Regions from separate parts of the Homo sapiens genome. Here region 1 is linked to region 2. A link is a contact called in ENCODE Hi-C or POLR2A ChIA-PET data. All regions are on one chromosome and are shown on one strand. The core of a region is the stretch at or near the end of the contact, and the rest is flanking DNA. Distances in the headings are between cores, read along the strand shown. Region 1 has its middle 640 kb from the start of MMUT. Region 2 has its middle 660 kb from the start of PTCHD4.

Region 1 (4,404 bases), core at 738-3,237, 61 kb after region 2:
ATATCAAAGCCCCTAAACTCCTACATTTATCTTCAGTATATGGATACTCCTGAAAGGTAGATCTCTTTGCAAATGAAAAAACAGCTTTTTCTAAACTTCAAGCACTACAATGCTCTCAAGGGACACCGATTATTTGTAAAGTATAGTAATTTACAGAGCATCCCCATTTGATCTTTCTCTTTTTTTGAGATGAAGTCTCGCTCTTCTCCGCCAGGCTGGAGTGTAATGGTGCAATCTCAGCTCACTGCAACCTCCGCCTCCCAGGTTCAAGCAATTCTCCTGCCTCAGCCTCCTGAGTAGCTAGGATTACAGGCGCCTGCCACCATGCCAGGCTAATTTTTGTATTTTTAGTAGAGATGGGGTTTGACCGTTTTGGCCAGGCTGGTCTCGAACTCCTGACCTCAGGTGATCTGCCCGCCTCGGCCTCCCAAAATGCTGGGATTATAGGCATGAACTACTGCACCTGGCCCCAATTTGATCTTTCAAATCCAAATTTTAAGGAGTCCTGGACTCCTTAAAGAGTAAGTGTGTTTTGTCACAGGGAGTGATTCATATTATAAGCCAGGTTGACTTGCTCAATTTTAACATTAAGAGGACAGATCAGTTCTAAAATAGCAGTATTTATTTATATTAGCCCTCAAGAGGAAACAACCAAAATGTTTCATCAAATGAAACAAAATGTGGTATAACCATACAACGGCATGTTATTCAGCAATAAAAATAAATGAAATACTTATAGTGATACAACATAGACAAACCTTTAAAAACATGCTAATTTACAGGAGCCTGTCACAAAAGACCATAATTGTATGATTCCATTTATATGAAATGTCCGGAACAGGCAAATCTATAGAAACAGAAAGTAAACTGATCTTTACCTAAGGCTGGTGGGAAATGGGGAGTGGCTGATGATGGTTTCAGGATTTCCTTACGGGGTGATGGAAATGCTTATTGTTGTGACTGTTGCACAATTTTGTAAATACATTAAAAACCAGTGAATTATACACTTCAAGTGGGTGAATTACATGGCATGTGAATTATATTGTAATAGGGCTATTTTTTAAAAAATAAAATAACTTGGTTCAAGGTAATTGTGTATCAAAACTTTTTCCTGACATTGTGTAAATTCAGAGAAAGTGAAAGACCAGGATAAATCTAAGTAAACGATTGTTTAGATAAAGTATGACTGTAGTATGAAAAATGCTTGCTATGATGGATATTTGAGAAATTTCTTTTTGAGTTTGTTTATGTAAGCAGTGGTCAAATACATATTTAATTTCTCAAATAAAACACACTAACGAAAAGGTCCTATAATATGTGGCAAACATCATATTCCTGATTACAGTTAATCAGCTTTCTGACAGTCTGTGGGAATTAAATGTTGCAAAGCTGTAGTACATTATCAGGAATTCCTTACAGCCCAGTCTTATGTTAACACTTCACTTTCTCCCCTTTAAAAGTCATTTTTATTAACAACAAAATTCCTTCCTTGTGATATAAGATTTTTTCTTTTTTGTTACTTTTCTGATTATTTTTAAGGACAAGACTTCCAATTTCTTCTAACTTTATGATTCTCATAAAAATAAATCTCATTTATTCTGTTTTTTAATCCTAAGGATAACTTTAGCTGTTATTCTAAGATACTATTTCTAAGCATAGTGCTTTGGGTTTTGATAAATAACCCAAGCTATACAGAGAACATTCAGATGGATTAAAAGTGAAGAAATAAGAAAAAGCAAGCCAAATAGTTTTGTTTTTTTTTTTTTTCTTATCAGCAGGCTTGTCCTCTGGGAATGGCTAGTAAATCACAGATAAAAATTTTAAAATCACTTTATGACTCTCTGGGGAAGAGCTGCTGGAGGAGGGCACTAAGATTCCTGGTTAAAATTATTCCAGACAGGTCTGTGGAATGGATGGATGATGCTCAGTTCCATTTGGTTTAAAGTTTCAAAATCTTTGCTCCAGTTAGAATCAGAATGTGTCATGACTACAAATAATTGCTAAATTTACCCTGTTATTTAAGAAACGACAAAAGAATGATTCAGCGTTAATAAGTCATTTTTTCCCAGAGGCCTCCATGAGCTATAACTGAGAAGCTCTGACTCAGACATCATAAGCCATTTTATTGCACAGCACCACAAGGTACAGCTGACACTCTATCAGATCTTGTAGTTTATAAAGAAAGCATCTTATTCCTTATATTCTTTTATCCTAATAGGAATACTCTCCAGCAAATCAAGAACCTAAGAGATGAGGAAATGGAATTTCAGGGTGTAAAGAATTCTTAAAATTGTATGTTGCCTGGGCATTCATTTTGAATACACGTTTTACTTTCTCATACCAGGGCTCAGTCACCATCGACACAGTTTCTAGTTCTATGCCACACCCAAATGACTCAAGCCACAGATAAGAACTTTAAGTCAGTGCAGGCAAATGCCTTGATGGTTCCTCACAGGAAGGATAGGCAAAAAGGGAGCCCATTCTGCCAGGGAGGAGAGATGACTCAAGTTGTGACTGAGTCTTCACTACACCCTAGTTCTTTAGGAGGCAGCCCCAGGCCAGGTTTTTCCTGGAACAGTGGGGTGGGGCTTTGGGGGGCGGTTTGAACGAGAAGAGTCAAACTTTGTAAAATACTTGAAGAGATTTATTCTGAGCCAAATATGAGTAACCTCTCAGGAGGTCATGAGAACGTGTGCCCCAGGTGGTTGGGGCGCAGCTCGGTTTTATACATTTTGGAGAGGCATGATACATCAATCAAATACAGTTAATAAATACATTGGTTTGGTACAAAAAGGCAGGACAACTCAAAGCATGGGGGCTTCCAGGCTATAGGTGAATTTAAACATTTTTGATTGACAATTGGCTGAGTTTGTCTAAAGACCTTGGATTGATAGGAAGGGGATGTTCAAGTTAAGATAAAAGGTTGTAGAGACCAAAGTTCTTTTGAAGTCTTATAATGGCTGCCCTTAGAGACAATAGATGACAAATGTTTTCTATTCAGATCTTAATTAATCTGTTTAGGATTGGGAAGGTCTAGCAGGAAAAGATCTAGCTATGTTAATGAAGATTCTCTACAGATGAAAATTTTCCCCCCACAAAGAACAGCTTTGCTGGATCATTTCAAAATATGTCAAATAAACATCTTTTGGGGCAAAATAATTTGATTTCTTCCTTGTCTCATAATGTTATGCCAGAGTCAGGTTGGAAAGTAAGTCACGATATATAGGACTAAATAAAACCCATCTGATAAGAATTTATGATTTGTAGGGCATGACTCCCCAGGACTCCTAAATAGGAATTTGGGCAAGACAAAAAATCAGAGTTTAGTTCAAAGCGGTGTACAAGGTGAGCTCTCCCATTACCAGAATGATGCTCAGACAGGAATAAACTGATCAGGGGTCAGAGAAGAGCCACAATGGCATCTGCCAGTATAAACAAGTTTTCCGTGTGAGGGGCTCTCTATCTCAGGCAGGACAACTAGGCATTAAGCCTTCTACCAGGTAAAAAAAAAAAAAAAAAAAAGGCCTCCCGTGAAAGGCTCACTGTAAACATCCACATCTGGCTCTTGTTTATTTATGATTAGGACACTGTTGCTGGCCACCCTGTTGCTCTGGTATTGGAACACCAAGTGAGCTGGGTACACTCAAAACACAGAGCTGTTGATGGTACAAGTGTTCTCAGAAGTTAGTCCTTAAATCTTTGTCTTCTGATGCTCAGCAAGGTATCTTTCATTCACTGAGGTTGTTTTCTAGAAAACAAGGTCACTTAATTCAGATGTAAAGTGATAAACTTAGTTTTAGCTGCACATATTCCAAAGCATTGAGTTTTGTTTTGAAATGAATTTGACCAAGTTTGAAAAAAAAAAATTCTTGTTTAATTATTGTTGTTTTGGATTTCTTTTGTATCTGAAACAGTTTGAAAAATAACAATGATTTATTTTTCATTCTGCAGAATATGTTGAATATTCATTTAATAAGTTGACCTCAAATTCTCCATGAAAATAGAGTCCAAATTGGATTTGGACCACGTTTTCAATTTTTGTGTCACTGCTTCTCTCAAGAAAGATCACATGGTAACATTTATTCAATAAATATTTATTTACTATTCTTCACATATGCTAGACACTGTTTAGTCCTGGATATATGATAATAGAGTAAGTGAGTCTCAGTCCTTACCAAGAGAATTTTTACTGTGCTTGCAGAAAAGGAAAAATTGAATAAGTCATATAACACATTCAAACACATTATTTTCCTTTTGGTTATGATACTGATGATCTTCAACACTCCTAAACCTATAACGAGTTCAGTAATCAATTGCCTCTGGCAAGAGAAAAGATGCAACTGACAACAAATCATATTTTGCTTGGTCTCTACTAGCTATACGTTAGAGACTACTAATTTTATC
Region 2 (4,466 bases), core at 924-3,423:
TTATTCTCTATTTAATTTCATCTGGGTCTTATCTATCCAGATTTCCTGTAGCTGATTATAAGTGTATGCCTACAGCTGGTTGTTCTCATATCAGCACTTTATATTTAAAACAACCAAACAAAGCAGAGAGTCCAGGCAAGAGCCCAGATTCTTCTACCCTTCCTACATGAGCTGCAAACATGTATTCAACAATAAGACTGTGGCCGGATACATTTAGTTTCATCGGAATACAGATTTAAAGCTTTTGATAAGTAATACGGTCAGGCACAACAGAAGTCTCCATTTCTCCGTATCCTTCCCATTCCTTTCATTACCCGATGTGCTTCACTCGTCTTTATTATGTGTCTGGTTTCTGAAGTTATTTAATATTGGGAACTCTGATTTGGCAATTGCATGTGTTTTTTTACTGTTGAATTAGTTTTACTCTATTTATTGTGTAGATTTTAATGATCTTGGCAGCAACTTTCTGACACTTGATAGGTAATAAAATTCTGAAACTTAATATAGGAAACCCTACCACTACCTGCTCATAGTGTTGCATAACAAAGTGAGGGGTGTGGTGCCACTAAACACATGCAGAGTTCTATATTTTAAAAATAACCTGCTAGCAGAGAGAAAATATGAAACCATTTTCTGCCTTCTACATATAAAAATTTTAAAATATAAAACCTAAAATCTTCTATAGCCTGGCTGGGATTTCCAACTATGAATAGCAATCACCACACAAAGCATTGATGTAATAAAGGAAAAATAACCACCCTTATTTGGTAAAACTTTAAATGTTAACAGTGCGATTTACAATTCATTTACTTCCATCTTCTTATCACAGTCAAGCATATGAGGACAGAAAAACCTAAAACAGATGGGTAGTTCAATGAATTTCTTAATCTTTTCTAGCTCTTTATCCTCAAAGGAATTTTAAATTCACTATTGTAATGCATATGTCTTGAATCAGGAAAACTGGTAGGGAAACATAGGCAAGTTATTTTCTTTAATTGAAGAGATAATCTGTGTATTTTCATATTTCCAGCGTATCTTTAAAAAACACAGCATTAACATTTAGAGCACTTAGAAAGTAATACAATAATCTGGATTTTCTCGAGTTAGTGGCCTTTCCTCCCAAGGTATTTACAGGGGATTGCCATCTACCAAGTGTGGCTGAATCCCCGGGCAGTCAGACTTCCGAATGCTCGAACGAATAGCTCAAGAGAGCCACCTACTGCTTATATGGATATCCAGTATGGAGAAAAAAAATGTGTCTTCAGTATCAAATTACATCAATGTAATGTTTTTGTCAAATGAAAACAAAAATACTGCTGTGGCTGTGTTAAGAAACAATAGTCAATATATCACATTTTTTTTCATTCATTTATCTATTGATGGACCCTAGGTTGCTTCCAAATCATAGCTATTGTGAATAGTGCTGCAATAAACATGGAATAAAAAAGGAACACTAAATTAGGCTTTAAACTCTTTGAGCTATCCTTGCCACTTCGTACTTTTTGAGGGACTTACCAAAAGCACAGATTACCAAGTAAAAAATGTATGAAATGGTCTCAAGTTCCAGATTTATGTGTTAGACTCTTTATCTCCTTTTCATACTATCATAGAGCATTTTCTGTTGCTCTCATTCTAAGAAGAAAATACAAGACTGAAGGTAGAAGTGTGTATCCCAGAACAAAATGTTTAAAAGACTGGCCAGTTAGCCAGACATGTTGCTGGGATTGCTCCTGTAATCCCAGCACTTTGGGGAGCTGAGTTGGGAGGATAGCTTGAGCCCAAGAGGTAGAGGCTACAGGGATTGGCCGGCATATTGGCAGTGACAGGATAAACTTGGAATAAAGACCAGTGCTGGGATTATTAATTTTATCCCTGCTACTAATAGCTCCTATTTATAGAGTTCTAGATTACAAAACCATGATCAGATGTAATTTTAATAACTACTTCCTTTTTTGTACTTGAAGAATTTGATGCCCACAAAGAAGGTGAAATAATGTATTCAAGGTCATACTATTATCTAGGTCCAGAACATGCTGGAACACAGGGATCCCCGAAGTTTTTATCTAACACGACATCACTATGCCCGCCAGATTCTTCTCAATTACATATCCATTCAGCAGATTTGACCTGTAGCATTACAGGTGAAGTAAGGTTGAGAAATTGATTCAAGTGAGTAATATGTAGCCCTGCACAAAGGGAGTTCCAAGTACCATGGGGTGAAAAACACCCAGATGTGAGTCACACAAAGCAGAATTCAAAGTCCAGATTTCTTTCCTTAACTGACTCAGTCACTTGCTATGATATTTTCATCAAGGGACTTAAATTCTGTGAACATGAGTTTCCCAAAAAGTAAAATTAAAAAAAAATCTATCCTACAGAATTATTTTAAGGATAATACAAATACAGGTTAAATGCTTTGCTCAAGTGGATAGTACATGTGAATTTGGGCTCATATTATTAGTAAATAGATTACCATAACATCAGGTAAAAGAAATGAGAAGCACTAAAAAATGTACTCAATGCTACAGATACTTGATATACAAATATGAATATTATAGAAGTATTTATACTGTGTATGTTCCCCTGCTTAAAAATATAGACTTTCAGACTCAGAAGACATTAAAATTAAATCTAGACACCTTTTGCTGCCATCTCACCATTACTACTCTGAGGCTTAAGTTCTTTTACTCATGACTTACATTTTTTAGAGCCCTAATAATACTTTTCAATAATAACTTCATTTATTTATCCCACAGATGAAGCAATGAGCAAATTGTGAAATAAATCATCTTTACCTGCAGGGAGTACATTCCAAGTTACTACACAACTTCCACTCTATCAATTAATATACATCACCTCCATTTGCTTGAACACCTTGAAAAATAACACCATGAATACAAGGATCTATCTTGTGTGCACTGGAAATGCTAATAACATCAATGTTTTCACTCTTATATGCATCCAATATAATTATCCAATACAATATTTATAACTTCAAATTTTCCATTTTGAGGAAGCATGTATGAGATTAAGATTTTTCTACATCAATTTCTCTTCAAGAACAAACTAATATAGAGAAAAATATATAACAATACATGGGAAACTTTTTGTTCCAGTGTCTTTGAGATTTTATTTTGTTTTGTAAATCATCCACTCATAGTTTGTGGAAGATTTAACACTTGATGTAGTGATGTTCTTTATCTCTTGATTGATTTTCTTGCTTTAATATGTTTCTAGCAATATTTTAATAACTATAGAATCACCTTCTTTTAAAGTTTTATTTCTTGTTGAAAATTATTCCTGATAACAAACTTTACATTTGAGGGATCACCATTAGGTTGTAGAAGAACTATTATGAAATTAGGAAACTATTATTGGAAAATTATAATTAGGAAATTATAACTATAAAGTTAGTAACAAATCCTAAGGAGCAGATGTACTTAATATATGACTTTATGTTAAGTTAAAAATTAATTTGTAATTAAAATGAAATTGGATGAGGAGGAGTATTTAGAAATCATGACTTACATTAATGAAACATTCTGGATTGCATTTGTATTACTCTCAGAATGTGTTGAGTGTATTAAATAACATTATACTCAATATTACAAATGATGTTTGGGAAAGAAGACATATGGAGAGAAGGCCGATGACTTTCCTACCATTCATTAGGTGTTTGTTATTAGCCATTACTTATTAGCTATTACACACACACGCGCACACACACACACACACACACACTTCAGTTCAAAAGTAGAGGTGGTAGTGCTGGTAGGGGTGGTGGGTGTGTTGTTAGCTCAATTCTGCCTCCTCAAATCAGATGAAAAAAATTGGACGTGGTTACAAAATAATTTTGTAGAAGTGTAATTCCATCTAAAGAGGAAAGTGTGGCATTAAAGTAATCTGAACTCATAGTAATTCATACAGTCAATGATAAGTGCCTAGTACAATTTTCTGTGGTGCAAATGAAATCACTTGGACCCATGTGGTTCTCAGATTCTTCTTTTACCTTAAATCACTAATAGAAAATTGATCATATAGTGGTTATAATATATAGCCATCAATCTAGCATTTTCAGTCTTCCAAAAATAGCAACTATATTTCACATGCACTGGAGATCTCTTTCTGCTGAGATAGTAAAACCATTCCTGTCATTATTAAGCATCTTCTAAGCTCTGGGAAAATTTAGAAATAAAAATAGACTAGGGTGTCAATCAAAATTATTGGATTAATATTTTTTGAAAAGTCTAGCAAAATACTAGTTCATTTTGGGCTTTTTGTCTTGTGCAAAATAAAATGTCCTCACTTATAAAGTGAAGAACATAGTTGAGCTAGTCCAGGTCAAGTGTTTAATTATGTAGCTCAAATGTCATGTATCCTGTTCACGATAGGAAATGATGAGTTGCATAGTGAATATAATTATCACTGTCTTTCTAACCTTATGAATTTGTGACCATATAACAAAA

The links. Hi-C counts contacts between places; a loop is a spot of excess contacts on that map. ChIA-PET counts read pairs that join two places held with the same protein, here RNA polymerase II (POLR2A). Pooled maps may share reads with other maps.
Region 1: a map of PC-3 shows a loop between it and region 2 (13-fold over the local background). The contact joins two enhancer-like sites. A Hi-C loop is called at or near these places in 5 of 168 maps with a recorded cell type or tissue (HCT116, MCF 10A, PC-3 and 2 more) and 3 of 50 pooled maps. POLR2A ChIA-PET finds 5 or more read pairs at or near these places in 4 of 52 experiments (A673, CD8-positive, alpha-beta memory T cell, MCF 10A and 1 more).

The regions. Positions count from the first base shown.
Region 1 is chr6:48,825,069-48,829,472 of GRCh38, forward strand. No RefSeq gene overlaps it. Among named protein-coding and RNA genes, the nearest start is that of MMUT, 640 kb to the right of the region's middle. RefSeq lists an enhancer at 1,705-2,904. Within about 2 kb of position 1,988, at least 10 of the 41 ENCODE cell types and tissues checked have a DNase peak (open chromatin) inside an H3K27ac peak, as active enhancers do; they include PC-3 and PC-9, where a contact is called at or near this core.
Region 2 is chr6:48,764,343-48,768,808 of GRCh38, forward strand. No RefSeq gene overlaps it. Among named protein-coding and RNA genes, the nearest start is that of PTCHD4, 660 kb to the left of the region's middle. RefSeq lists an enhancer at 691-1,288. Within about 2 kb of position 2,174, at least 2 of the 41 ENCODE cell types and tissues checked have a DNase peak (open chromatin) inside an H3K27ac peak, as active enhancers do; they include PC-3 and PC-9, where a contact is called at or near this core.